Linked DNA regions of Mus musculus: regions 1 and 2 are each linked to region 3. A link is a contact called in ENCODE Hi-C or POLR2A ChIA-PET data. All regions are on one chromosome and are shown on one strand. Each heading gives the region's core, a stretch centred on a gene start or an enhancer-like site at or near the end of the contact. The rest is flanking DNA. Distances are from core to core; before and after follow the strand shown.

Region 1 (4,922 bases), core at 780-3,279, 59 kb before region 3:
CAACAACATTAGCTTCACATTAAGTCCAAGAGGAAAGAGTCGCACATGAAAGGTTTTTCTCTTTCTTAAAGGGAGTGTAACAGTGGTAACAGACCCAGATCTGGAGTTTCAAATCCTGCCTTTTCTACCACATAACTGTGAGAAAATAGTTTTATTCAATCTCACTCCTCTCTTTAACTCTAACATATGATTAATACCAGTTCTACTGACAATAACAAACACGTAGATGGCTCCACTGCAGGGTGCTAACCCGACAGTAGTACTGATCTGACCAACATCACAAAGTTAAAGCGGGGGGGGGGGGGGGGGGGGGGGGGGGGGGGGCCAGAACCGAACCAGCTTCAGGTCTCCTGACCTTTCCATTTCACCCACAACAGGAAAACACACTTTCAATAAGGCAGTTCCCTAACTCCGCAGCACATATGTCGGTTCCTCCCACAATGTATTTTTTAGCATTTCTACCAAGACCACGAATTTTATCTGTAACAAGGAGGAAAAACTGGAAAGGCTAAGTATCCGAATTAATGTCTCCCCTTCCTAGTCGTTAGGAAAGCAGGGCTTCATTCAGATGGACAGAGGGAGAGCAGGACCCAGGGGCGCAACCTGATTTCCCCATGATGAATAATGGAAGTGGAAAAGTGGATCTAAGTTACAGGCTGTGTTTCTCAAGGACTCCAGACACTCTCTACTAGGGGAAAACTGAGGGGAATCTAAATGTCCACTTGTTCAAGTCAAAGCAGAAAACAAATTAGACAATAAAGAAACACCAAAGAAAATAAATGTAGCAACTACTGACTTAAGTGTGTTAGCAGAAGGCATGAAAACGTGATTGGGCAATTCAGGGACTTCCTGAATCATACCTCTCTCTTAAGATACCCATACAGCCACAAGGTAAACCACATACAAATATTAATAAGTAACTACAAAGTCTGGCATTGACCTTCAGCCTTCAAATTCCTGTCTGTGTTTCAGGCAGTCAGCTCGTCCGAAGTGTTACACATTCACAGGTAGTTTGTGTAACTGGAGAGTCTCAAGTTCAAAGTGGTTTTGTTGTTTGGCCAACACAAGCCTGGTTGGACAGGCAAAGCAACCTGGCCTGGCACCAGACAACTTGTTTTTGTTTTTGTTGTTTAAAAAAAAAGAAAAGGAAAGAAACGAAGGCAGGCAAGCCAAAGCCTACTTATCAGTCAGTCCAAGAAAAACAGTACCCATCGCCGCCCTTCCGGGGCAGACTCTGGAACTCACCCAGGGTTCAGGACGAAGCAATCAAGGCCACCTCACCTGTCCAGAGGCAACCAATCAGATCAGAGTGGGGCTGCTCCGTGGGCCTGGGGAGCCAGGCTAAGCCCGGGGCTTCTCACCTCGGCCTCTACCATTGGCTTCTAAGTAACTAAGGAATCTCGAGTGTCATAAAGAAGTGTGACATCACCTGGCCCGCCGTGACAGGGCAGCCTTATAACCAGGCCTACCTCAAGTCCCCAACCCCGACGGCTCACCCAGGCGAGGCAGAGGAACCCGAGAAGGAACAGCCGAGAGGCGATCGCAGGGTGGGGCGGGGTGACCACAACGACACAGCTTTCTCTTTCGTTTACCTCAAAGTCAGGGGTGGGGGACCCGTCCCGAATTCAAGCCCTGAACTCGGCTGAGGGTGGAAGGGACGCAAGCGAGGGTCGCTAAGAGGCCTGCCTTCGCCACAGACACAGGTCCAACTGCCCGGGAGACCCCGCAGACTCGCCCCCGCCGGCGCTGCTGCGCATGCGCGGCATTAGTTCCTCCGCGTCCCTCCCCGCCCAGCTTTCCTTCGATCTCGACGCAGAACAGGCCGGGTTGCCTAAGGAGCTGATCCGTCCGAAAACGGAAGCTACTACCCTCTCCCGCGCTTGCTCCCTCCCTATCCCTCACTCCGGGTTTGCCCGATCCTAGTTTCGCACGTACCTTCTCAGCCCACCTCTCCGGAGCTTCCCTGCTCTGCTAAAACCGGATGTGCTCTGAGTCTCCGGGGGTTGGCGCTGGAAGTCTACCCACACCCGCCCCCTAGGGAAACCCCGCCCTCAGACCTGCCCAGGCGAGTTCTCATTGGCCCCCGGCTGCACTGCTCCTGTCCGTTATCTGCACGTTCATAAACAGCAGCCGCTTTCGTCAGAGTCATTGGCTAATACCCCTGTCAATCAAGACTGTAGCCACCAACCCGCACCTTAGCAATAGGCCTCCGCCTTCTTCCCCCTACATAGGAAGGATGGACGTCGGGCTTCAGACCCATGGAGTAGGAAAAGTGAAATGGGGCGTGTCAGGCTTAGACCGTTGTCATGTGAGACCACCCACCCATGACACTAAAATGTCCCAAGATGCTGGTTTTAAGCCTCTCATGGGATGGTAATGAAGGAAAGCGAGGCAGCTCTCCCTGGGATCTCTGTTTTGTTTTTTGAGACAGGGTTTCTCTGTCCTGGCCTTCCTGGAACTCACTCTGTAGACCAGTCTCTTAAGTGCTGGGATTAAAGACATACGCCACCGACACCCGGCTTTCTCGAGACCTTTTAACATTGAATATAATGGCGCTTACGCTTCAGAGCACCTTTGAAGGGCCAGCCATTCTACAGGGACCCAGGGACCCCAGCCTGGAGGGTCTGAGGCTACCCGGTAGCTCAGGAGCCCCAAGCAAACTGGCTACAGAGACCACAACCACCTGCATGGAAGTGAGTGGTTTTTGGTAGTTACCCAAGGCCCTGCAAGTCAGGTGTAACGGCCTCAAAGACCTGGTCTTGCAATCCTAACCAGCTCTTTAGAGACCTGGCCAAGGGCGGTCAAAGAGCAGGTGGTTCCCTGGCTCGCCACGTCCCTTAGGGCGTGTTCCCTAGTTGGAGCATAACCTAGTTGGAAGGAGCTGTGAAGCTAATTTTAAAAGAGAGAAAAAAACCAAAAACCAGGAGCCTTTATTTTCTTATTTTTATTTTTTGTGGCCTATGCTTTTAAAAATCAATTTCACAACTCATTAGTACTGTCTGAAATCACAAGTATAGAATGGGTTCCAGCTGGATCCTGGGTAGTTGAGGGCTGCATGCTGAATTAGGGCCCTGAAGGACTCCAGAGTGAGGCAGCCTGAGGAGTGTGTAGAGGAAAGGTGGAAGACCATCTGAGCCTCTCAGTTCTGCTTCCAGCAAAGCCCTTAGGGCTGACCATGGTTTGGGCCAAGGTAACTTTTACCTACTACACACTCAGGAGGTAGAGGCGAGCAGATCGCTGGTCTGAGAGCAGCCTGGTCTATAGAACGAGTTCCAGAACAGCCAGAAATACCCAGAGAAAGCACGGAGAAACGGGGTTGGGGGTTGGGCAGATCAGAGACAGAGACACTAGAGACAGAGAGGAGGAGGAGGGGATCGAATGGGAGGAGGTGGAGGTGGAGGTGGAGGTGGAGATGGAGATGGGGGGGGGGGGGACCAAGTAAGCCTGCACTCTGGAGGTGGAGGCTAGAGGATCTGAAGTTTCTGGACAGTCTGAACTAAGGACATCGTTTTTGATTAGTTTTTCCCAACTGGGAACTCTTGCACAGGTTATGCTCCAACTGGGGAACTAAGGGAGGTGGGGAGTGGGGAACCACCTTATGTAAGTTAAAATTAACACGTTTTAAAAAACCTGCCAGGTATTGGCATAGGCCCTTAAACCCAGTATTTAGGAGAGGGAGGGAGGCAGGTCTCTGAGTATGAGGCCCTTTTGGTCTGTATGGTGTGAGGCTCTGTCTCAAAAAAAAAAAAAAAAAAAAAAAAAAAAAAAACCGTAAGAGAAAATGAAATAAAAGGGAAAAGAGATGGTTCAGCAGTTGAAAGCACTGATTACTCTTCCAGAAAAACTGAGTTCAATTCCCAGCATCTGCTTGATAACTCAACTATCTGTAACTGCAGTTCAGGGGATCCAACATCCCTCACACAGACATACACGCAGTGATCATCTTGGCATTTCTGCTTCCTTTAAACCACAGACATATTATAAGACTGTGTTTTATTTTAGTCCCAGGTGTGGGGTATGGGGCTGCTTTAGACTGTCCACAGCATCTGACTAGGATTTACCTCCTGCTCTGGCAGGATCATGATTTTGCCAGCTGCAGATAGTTTTTACAAATTGTGTGACATTTGGAATTCTGAGGACTTTTCAGAGGACATAAAAATGCCAGAGCCTTGAAAGGTGGGGTGGGTTGTTATTTGTTGTTGGTTGGGGTTTGTTAAGTAGTCATTACCAAAGAAGAAAGGAGAAGAAATTAGATAATCTTGACAGCGAAGATCAAACTTGTCCCCAGAAACTCGACCCCCCCTAATCAGCAGGAAGTAGTCTAGCGATAACATGGCCTCCTTTCCTCTCCATCCGTTTTCCTCTCTTAGTGAGTGAGGGGGTCATGAGGGAGGATAAACAGGGAAGAGAGGAAACCACAACTTAGCAAGGGACAAGCTACACATGCATGCAGGCAGAATACCAATGCACAAAAAGCAAATATAAATTATTTTGTAAAAAGAAAAAGACGACTTTAATGTGGCAGTCTCTACCATTACTTTGTAACACTAGGTATTGCAAAGTTAAGAGGCGTGAGGGACATCCCTGGGCTTTGGCCCACACTGATTACACAGCAAGATGTTCCCTGTTGGGAAAAACTGATCAAAATGAACAAAAAATATTTAAAATTAAACAAGAAAGAAAAACTAACAAAACTGATTTTTCTAAGTCTGTGTAGCTCAGGCTAGCCACAAATTCATGGAGTAACTCGGACTAGCGCTTTGAACTCAACCTATTTACCCTCACTTTCCGACTGCTGGGATTTCAGACACACACCGACAGACTCCACTCCAGGGTGCTTTTGAGACCTGTTCCAAAGGGCTAATTTCAAACACTAAGATGGAATAAATCAACACACCTTTCAAAAATACACATTTCAGGCC
Region 2 (4,855 bases), core at 736-3,235, 37 kb before region 3:
TATATGTTTAGGATCGTGGAGAAGGAAAAGAGGAAGCTATATGTTTGGCTGATTTGTCAATATTAGAAGAGGTACCACACAGGGATGAAGAAGGCACGCTTCCCGTCAAATTTCTATTTATGCTCCATGTTACTTGAGTATTCATGATAAACAAGTGTGCTCTTTTTGCTCACATATGTATCTTCAATGCTCAGAAAAGCATCTGACATATAATAATCTTTTCAAAAAAGCGTTTGTTGAATGAATGACTAAAACATTTGGGTGACAACTTGAGCGGTTGGATCTGGTTTCCAGTCATCTGGAGTCTGTGTTACCCTCGCAGCTGTTCTCCATGTACTAGCTTCATTCTCAGGCAGGTTGGGCTTGACGTGATGGCAAGGTAAGCAAGAATAGCTGTAGGTTTATGGGTTAACAATTCTCAAGCTCCAGGAACAGAGAGCCTCTTTCCTGACTCTTCCTTTACAGCCTTGACTAGTCCTACAGTCTCTAACATTGGGCAGTCTTGGGCCAAGTCCTGCTCCTTGATAGGAGCAAAGTCCAGCTGCACTTCAGCCAAAAACAGAATCTAGTGGTTCTCTAAAAGAGAACTTCTCTATCACCAGAAGAAGAGGGATAAAGGCTGACAGAAATGACAGAAGCCCATCACCTTGTTAGTAATGACAAGCCAGAGCAGAGTTGTTCTCCTATTTTCATACCAGTTGATAAGGTCTTATTCTAAATGCCTCTTTCACCTGTCTCTGTCTGTCAGGAAGAAGCCTTTCCCCTCCCTGGATGTCTGTGTCAAATATATCTCCCTCCCGAGTCTCTTTTGGATGGAATCCCATCCTTCCTAAAGCCAAGTCCAGGGAAGGGCATGCATGACCTCTCCAGAAAGCAGGCATTGCCACAGTGTGGCGTGCAGCAGAGTCTAGTGGTGAGCCAGCAGTCTTCGGTTCCATCAGAGCTGGAGGGCTGTGAGCAGCGGAAGGACCTAACAGATCGCTTTCTACCAAATCCAAGGCATTTACTTCCACAGTCTAACCTCTGTTCTCTGATATGCTGTTTGTATGGTTTACTGTTTGCATTGTACAGGAACTTGAGACCTGGAGAAGTCTGTGTAAGGCTCCAGAAAAAGAGATACCATCCTTGGATAATAAAATCCTCTGTGAGCCAGGCCGAAATGGACATTAGGTCACAGCAATCACCTTTTTAAAAACGTGCATTTTCTAGGTGTTTTTCCTACGTATCACACGTGTGAAGGTGTCGCGGATCCTTTGGAAATGGGAGTTACAGACAGTTGTGAGCAGCTCTGTAGTTGCTTGGAATGGAACTCAGGTCCTCCAGAGGGACAGCCATTGCTCTTAACAGCAGAGCCATCTCCAGCCCTCACAGGAATAATTTCAATCATTCTTTTTTTTTTTTTTTTTTTTTTTTGGTTTTTCGAGACAGGGTTTCTCTGTATAGTCCTGGCTGTCCTGGAACTCACTTTGTAGACCAGGCTGGCCTCGAACTCAGAAATCCACCTGCCTCTGCCTCCCAAGTGCTGGGATTAAAGGCGTGCGCCACCACGCCCGGCTAATTTCAATCATTCTTTCAAGCGCAAATTTCTCCCTCCAGTCGACAAAAGCTCAGAAGGTGGTGGTGTGACTTCTCCGGGGTTATATACATGGCTCTCACGATAAGTTGCTTTTTTTCTGAGACAGTCTTGCTATGTAGCTCAGGCTGGTCTCCAATCAAGCAGTCCTTCAGCCGCAGCCTCTCCAGTGCTGGAATGAACAGACCTGAGTCACAGATGGTGGTCTCCCTAGTGTTCCCAGTTAACTTTGCAGTCCGCGCTCTGTGGCTACATCCTCCAACAAACACAGCGATTGGATGCCCACCAAGGGCCACCAGGGCGCGCTCGCAGCCAGGCGCGAGGCCGCCGAGGGCGGGAGGCTCTGTGATTGGGAGGCGCGGCTGTCAGTTAGGCGCGGGCGGGGCGGTGGGCGGTGGGCGTGGCCTGCATGAATAAGGCGCGCTTCAGCGCGTCGAGCGCTTCGCCGCCGCCCGCCGGACTGCGAGGCGCCCCCTGAGGGGCGGAGGAATCGGGCCTGGGGAGCGGGCGCTGAGGGAGGAGCCAGGTCGGAGCGGCTGAGGGCCCTGGCGAGGAGGTGGAGGGCTGAGGCCCGGAGGAGGCCCCGCCGCGATGGGCAACCTGGAGAGCACCGACGGTGGCCCGGGCGAGCCGCCCTCCGTCCCGCTGCTGCTGCCGCCCGGCAAGACGCCGATGCCCGAGCCGTGCGAGCTGGAAGAGAGATTCGCCCTAGTGCTGGTGAGACCGGCGCTGCTGCCTTCCCGCCGCCCCCACAGCCCCCGCCGGGTCCCGCCCACCCCCGCAGCCCCGTCAACGCCTGGCCCGGCCGGCAGCTCGGAGCGGCCCGTCGGGGGTCGGGGAGGAGGGGTCCCCAAGCCCGGGACCTGCCCGAGGTCCAGACTCCTCCCTCCCCACTTCCCTCAGACTTCCCGGTCCGCTGCCGGAATTCCATTCCCGGGACCTCGCTGGTGGGACGGTTTCGGAAGCTGTTGGGTCCCCAGCCAAAATCAGGCATTTTTCCTCCTTCATGAGAGCGGGTCTCGCGTTCAGACCAGATGTTTCGGGGAGGAAAAGGGGGGATTGGAGAAGGGGCTGGCTGCCCATGGGGGTGGGGGGTGGGATAAGAAGCGATGCCATTCTACTTATTTCAGGACCGCCTGCAGGCATCCTGCTAAGTTATAGTGGATTTGCCTAGGCTGAACATGTGGATAAGCCATTTGACTAGACAGTTTTTTCCCCCCAATTGAAACAATACACAAACCATCCCGCCTGGTTTTTTATCCTCCCTCGTTTCATGTTAAACTTTGGTGACTGGTTCGTGTACCGTTGCTTGTGGTTCTTTGTAGTCCTTCTGTGGTTTCAAAAGGGATGGTTTCTAAAGACGAACTGATTCTCCTTTGCCCTGGGGCTTGGACGTTGATGTGAGTGACTCTGAATAGAGAGGTTAGTAGCAGGTATCACTGAGAGGAAGCTGGACCATGTTCAACATGAAGCTTTAAAAAAAAAATGAACATAACGCTAACAGATAAATCTGAAAAACTTGGGGAAATAGCTTTCACTTCTTCCCCCAAAGAGCTATTAGGAGATAGTAATAATTCTGGTGTATTGTTGGTACGGTCTGAAGGACTGACTTTGCCCGTGAGGAGGGATAAGTTGTAGACTTAGCAGCCTTATTGGATTTCATCTGCCTTGGAAGAGGGAGATTAGATCTGTTGGCAGCAGTGGAGCTGTCTAGAGATCCTGGCCTCTGCAATGTGGGGAGCCTCACATCATCATCTCAATGGCACCAACTTGGACTCAGAGAGAGTCCAGGATGTTCCACAGAGGTGTGTCAGGGGAAGCAAGAAAGGATGGCCCCTGGCAGGCGCTTAATATCAGGGCACACCCGGAGGGGATCAATTATGACCTTCAGCTGCCCCAAGGAAGAAGGAGGAAAAAAAAAAAATCAGTATGCTTGCACACCTGTGATGTATCTGCACCACCTCCATAGAGTCCCTGGTTTAAGGCACAGGGCTGGGTTAGGACTCCTGGAATCAATGTTCTGTGTAAATCACCTCAAGCTCTCCAAGCTCTGCCTAGGTCTTTGTGGATCAGATCATGTGTCTGTACCAGAAAGCCAGGAGTCTGTGGTCTTGACTCAGCGGTGATACAACTTTCCCAGTCAGAGTGTTTTCCGGAGGAGTGTAGGGGGTGGGGCTCTGTAAATACAGTGGGGTTTGGAAAACCTTCATCTGACAGGAGCAGGCATATCCTGTGACCAGGTGTATAGCATAGGATAATTGCCTTCCTCAGATTTCTGCACCTCAAACTCCTTTTGGGGAATACAGGTGATCTCAGATCTGAGTCACTGTTGAGATAAACTTCAGTTAACATTTACTGAGCATACAGTGCGCAGCAGACTCTGCCAAATCTTTGATTTCGACGCTCATGAAATCTGTAGCACAGTCCCGGGTGGGAAGCGCTGTCATTACCAACATTGTAGGAGAGTGGAGCTGGAGGGATTCAGTAGTAACTTAGTGACAACCACCTGAACAGAGGCTGAGGGAAAGTTGAAAGTCCATATCCTAAACCAGAGACCAGAATCTCGCTCTGTACCCCCTGGCTTTTCCCTAAAGCAATCGGTTACATTGGAGCTGACAAAGTGGGAACAGAAGAGGCAACAAAGGAGCAGCTTGTAGCTTACAGAGAGCACCTATCCAGTGCTGATGTAGGTTACACACTTCAGTTCTCACAGTCCTACCAGGAATTATCACTGCAGCCATGAACAAAGCTGTGGTGAGTGCTCCCTTCAGCAGCACATATACTAAAATTGGAACGATACAGAGAAGATTAGCATGGCTTCTGTGCAAGGATGACACGCAAATTCGTGAAGCGTTCCATAATTTTTATAGGGAACTTTCGGGATAGCATTTGAAATGTAAATAAAGAAAATATCTAGCCAGGTGTGGTGGCACACGCTTTTAATCCCAGCACTTGGGAGGCAGAGGCAGGCAGATTTCTGAGTTCGAGGCCAGCCTGCTCTACAGAGTGAGTTCCAGGACAGCCAGGGCTACACAGAGAAACCCTGTCTCGAAAAACAAAAACAAAAACAAACAAACAAACAAACAAAAAAGAGAATATCTAATTAAAAAAAAAAGCTGTGGTGGTGAATAGCCTTTTGCTGTATAATTTTCTTAGGATAGAAACTTTACATTGAACCTGATCAATTATAGGTTATACATTGTTTCTTATTTTCAAAGAAGTTATTATTACCATGTCTGTGACTACAGGCAGGCACCTGTATGTATGGCTTGAGTGTAGAGA
Region 3 (4,459 bases), core at 688-3,187:
AGGAAAGATTTCAAGTAAAGAATCCTCCCCACACCTATATCCAGAAACTCCAGAGCTTCTTGGACCCCAATGTAACACGGAAGGTAAAGTACAAGACAGAAAGTCCCTGTTTAGGCACAGACCTTTTGCCTTGACATTGATTCTTGATTAATGGGAGTTGAATATCCGGGCTTTGAGGTCTAAAGTGACTGTCCAGAGCTAGAGGGAAGCCTGTAATTGCACTCCCTGTGTTTTCTTCTCTGCCTCCTTTATTTATAGTATAAAATTGGATAGCTGGGTATGGTAGTGTATGGCTGTGATACACTTAGAAGACTGAGGCAAGAGGATTGTGGGTTCCAGACTAACCTGAGCTACATCGCAAGATGCTGCATACATCCTCCTCAAACATAGACAGGGTTGAGAAAGAGGTTAGAGAGATGACTCAGCAGTTAAAAGACCATGCTGTTTTCCCAGAGGAGCCAGCCTCAGTTCCTAACATCCACAGCGTCTTACAACTCTTGTAACTGCAGTTCCCAGAACTCCAGTGTTGTCTTCTGGCCCCTTTAGGCAGTGCATGCACACGGTCCATAGACATGCAGGCAGGCAAAGCACTCATACACAAAAATATAAATAAATAAAATCGAGAGGGGGCAGGCGTGGTGGTGCATGACTTTCATCGAAGCACTCAGGAGGCAGAGGCAGGGAGCTCTCTGAGTGTGAGGCCAACCTGATCTACACAGTGAGTTCCAGGACAGCCAAGGCTACACAGAGAAACCCTGCCTTAGAAAAAAAGAAAAAAAAGGAAAAGAAAGATGGTTGGCAGGGAATGCCCATCAAGTGACAGAGGCTCCCTGTTTACAGAAGTTCCGGAGGAGAGTGCAGGAGTCCACTAAAGTCCTACGGGAGCTGGAGATCTCACTTCGCACCAATCACATTGGGTAAGTCAGGTTTGTCATCTGCTCTCCCTGACACCAGACACTGCCTCCCACACAGGTTTGGGTCCCCTTTTTTGGTTTATCCTTCCGGCCATGAATAGCATCTGGCTCCACAGAGCTTTAGACGTGCCATTTCTGGCTTTTCTGCCCTTCTGTACTGCCAGCTGCTGACCGGTTACTTCTGGCAAGCTTGGGGCCTCTCTTGGGGTCCTGTGGCTTTGACTGGAAGACATTCCCATAGCAGCTGAGACCAGAGTCTGCCTGTGGTCTGGTACTGGGCCAAGAAAGGCCTGGCAAAGGTTGGGACGTGAGATGTATTATATTGAACAATGAAATTAGTTACTAATTGGTGACTAGTTAGATTTTTTGGTATAGAGATTACTTATTTGTTTGAAAGAAAATAATCTTTGTACATGAGCAGAAGAGGCTTCCTAAAGCACTGGAGGTGTAAGACAGGATCAGGCGTTGGCTGTCTCCCGTGCTCACAGATCCTATTGCTGCCAGTGCGCTGAGTGGGCCCCAGGGTCTGTGCAAGACTTTCAGCCTGATCAGGGAACCAGGGGTTGCTGAGGAAGCTAAGGGCTGATGCTGAGGCTCAGGGAGAGTACAGCGCCTCTGTCCCATGAAGCTGTTCCAGCAAGAGTAAGAAACAACTGGAAAGAGTGGCCACACAGAAGGGACAGTGAACTAAGACCGCAGCACTTCAGGTAGGGGTGCCTCAGTGAGAGCAGTGAAGGGTGAAGTGGGTTTCTGGGTAGATGCCAGCCTGCGTCCCTGAGCTTTCTGAGAGTAAGGTGGAAAGAGCCACTGACATCACCAGCTTTTCCTCTTTTGTCAAGCGCAGCCTACGTGTCTGCCCCAGGCCTGATGTGCCTGGACCCCTTTAGAGGGAGAGGACATCTGTATGTAGCCAGCTGCAACAGCACTCAGAAGGGAAGCAGCACAGGAGAGGACAGGAAAGGGACCCTTCCTGGTGTTGGGAGCTGCGCTGTGGTAGCCAAAGCATGGCTTCCACACTACAGTCATCTGTGACCCAGACATGGAAAGCCACCAAGAAAGGTGTGGCCAAACCCTGCTGTCCCCACTCCCACCCTTAAGAATCTCACAGAAGGAAAACTAGGAGAGTGCATCACTTAGGCTTTGTGTGTGGTTGAGAGTGACACTGTGGCAGTCCTGAGCACCCCGGGCCTCTCTCAGGCCTTGCCGTCTTCTCTAAGTCCTGCTGTAACTGGTGGGAGGATGGGGGGTCTGCTCTCCTTGGCAGAGGAGCACAAAGAAACAGTCCCCTGTGGTTAGCACAGTTCCAGGCCCCAGGGCTTCTTAGCATTGGCTCACAAGTTTGAGGTCTAGACCCAGCCCTTGGTTCCCAGGGAAGAGTTAAGCCCGTGCCATCTAATCTGAGGCTTCTCTGGGTAGTTCTATGAGGAGACAGGATCCTTCTCTTCAGGAAGCTTGTCAGGCTAGTCAGGGGTGGAAGGAGGCCAGGACCAAGTGAGAAGGGGATCCTGCTTTGCTTACAGCCAGATGGACGGGGTCCTGCAGGAGTGAGGCCCGCGGTGTATGGGGTCTCTTGCTCTGGGCTGAGGCTGCCTGAGTAGGATTCCAGGGCCCTCTAGCTCTTGTGGTTTGTATTGGTTTTCTGCCTTGTCAAAGTGCCCTTTAACCTCCCCTCAAAGTGTCAGGATCCCTAAAATAGCAGTGTAGACTCAGACAGGAAATGAGAAGGGGGTGGGGAGCTGGAGAGCAGACAGACAGGAAATGGGAGGCCTGTCGGCCCCCAGAGAGGAAGCTAACTTGAGGCAGCTCCAGTGTCAGCTTCAGCTGGAGCTTTGCTGGCAAATCAGCCAAGCCTGGTGCTCTAGCGCCAGCCTCTCAGCTGCGGGTGTGGCTAGCCAGGATGGAGCTGGTGTTCCAGCTGTGGGGTAGACACAGCCCTGCAGGGCAGTTTGGACACAGCTGGACTATGTAGTTCCATGGACATTTCAGGAGGACTAGAGTACTCAGGAGAACAAGGCTTCCATCCTGAGGGGTTTAATGTCTCTGCACTGAAATAGACCTGTCACAACCCCCCACCAATTCTAAGGGAGTTTGCTCTTCACTTTTATTCCAGAGTTAGCATAGGCCAAAGGGAAAGCAAAAATGCCCCAGGTCATTGTCCTCCTGTCTGCTCACCTGCCTGCCTTTCCACATTGCCATCTTCCTGGGAGAGCCATGACTGGAGCGTGTATGTTCCCTAAGCTTTTTTGGTTCTGCCGGACCCACTCCAGCCGAACACAGAACTCTCACAACCATCTTTGCTCATTGCTTCTCAAAATTGAACTCAGCGGTGAGCCCTCTGGCCCTGTAAGGCTCTCTTTGAGATTTATGGCACTAGGGACTTGCAGGCTTTTCCAGGCCCAGCTCTGTGAGTGGTGAATGCTCTGGATGCCTCCCCAATTCCTCCAGCACATGGTGGAAAAGGACTTCATGCCTAGCATTGTATCAGATCAAAGGGACACAGGAAATAATGGGGTTATAACCTGGCCCAAGAGGAGAGACTGGCTAGAATCTCATCTGGCTGAAGCCCATTTGTGATGTATTCTCCTGCCTCTGGGAAGTCCAGGCTGGCAGCATGACCACATAGGGGCCTGTCATAGGTTATGGTTTTCAGGATTTTCTCAGCCTGATAGTAGGTTCCAGTAGCATGCAAGAGAGCAAATTTATTGAGGGCTAGATTGCTGGGTCAGAGCCTCCACCAAACCAAGCCAGTTTGCACACTACATCCACTGTGTTTGCTGTATCTGCAGGTGGGTGAGGGAGTTTCTCAATGATGAGAACAAAGGCCTGGACGTGCTGGTGGATTACCTGTCATTTGCCCAGTGTTCTGTCATGTAAGTACCACAGGGCAAAGGTTGGGGACTCACTGGGAAGCAGACAGTCCCCATCTATTTAGAAGAAGGATGAGGGCTGGGAATGCAAGCCAGCAGAGCATTGCCTGCCATGTGCTGAGGCTGAGGTGTCAGGCTCCAGCATGGGGGAAATGTGGGGTGGGAAAGAAAAAGGAAGAGTGAGATTCCAACAGAGAAGGTGGGCATGGGCATCCCCAGAGCAGGAGGAAGTAGCTCAAGTGTTGCTGCAGACATGAGCAGGCAAGACAAGGGAATAGCAGGCATCAGCAAGGACTGGAAAGTTAGCTGGAGTAGAAGACATGTTCTAGGGAGCATGAAGAGAACAGTCCGGCAAGGGAGCTTGGAGTCAGAAGCCAAGTGATCCAAGTACCAGGCTGCAGGACCTCCAGGAAATAGCCTGGATCCTCAGGAGACAGGCTCCTTAGGGTTTCATCATTTCAACAACATTGAGTCTTCATGAGGCAGCTTGGGCCCTGAGATGTGAGAGGGTGACTATAGGCCTATTGTTGAGGAAGGCCAGTGAGCGTGGTGACCTTCGACCCGAACAGATCGAATAAGTATTTGGGAGCATTTTCAAGACATCCTTTTCATATGGAGGGAGTTAGCTGTTGGTTAGCACAGGAGAGCAAGCATGGTGAGGTGCAGTGAATGAGAGCT

What was found. Hi-C counts contacts between places; a loop is a spot of excess contacts on that map. ChIA-PET counts read pairs that join two places held with the same protein, here RNA polymerase II (POLR2A).
Region 1: POLR2A ChIA-PET joins it to region 3 with 13 read pairs in Patski. The contact joins the promoter of Tmbim6 here to the enhancer-like site in region 3. POLR2A ChIA-PET finds 5 or more read pairs at or near these places in 2 of 5 experiments (Patski and embryonic stem cell).
Region 2: a loop to region 3 is called in a map of heart, with 5 times the contacts of the local background. The contact joins the promoter of Fmnl3 here to the enhancer-like site in region 3. A Hi-C loop is called at or near these places in 30 of 37 maps with a recorded cell type or tissue (CH12.LX, CH12F3, ES-E14 and 13 more). POLR2A ChIA-PET finds 5 or more read pairs at or near these places in 2 of 5 experiments (Patski and embryonic stem cell).

Annotation. Positions count from the first base shown.
Region 1 is chr15:99,390,054-99,394,975 of GRCm38, reverse strand. Tmbim6 (transmembrane BAX inhibitor motif containing 6) reads right to left here and starts at 2,029. Exons shown (of 10, transcript NM_026669.4): 1 at 1,936-2,029.
Region 2 is chr15:99,367,612-99,372,466 of GRCm38, reverse strand. It overlaps Fmnl3 (formin-like 3), which reads left to right and starts at 1,985. Exons shown (of 27, transcript NM_011711.2): 1 at 1,985-2,290. The coding sequence starts at 2,165. It overlaps Gm22951 (a small nuclear RNA gene), which reads left to right and starts at 4,332; the gene lies at 4,332-4,438.
Region 3 is chr15:99,331,312-99,335,770 of GRCm38, reverse strand. Fmnl3 (formin-like 3) reads left to right here. Exons shown (of 27, transcript NM_011711.2): 3 at 3-83; 4 at 841-917; 5 at 3,701-3,784. Among named protein-coding and RNA genes, the nearest start is that of Gm22951, 35 kb to the left of the region's middle. Within about 2 kb of position 1,937, at least 2 of the 3 ENCODE cell types and tissues checked have a DNase peak (open chromatin) inside an H3K27ac peak, as active enhancers do; they include gastrocnemius and heart, where a contact is called at or near this core.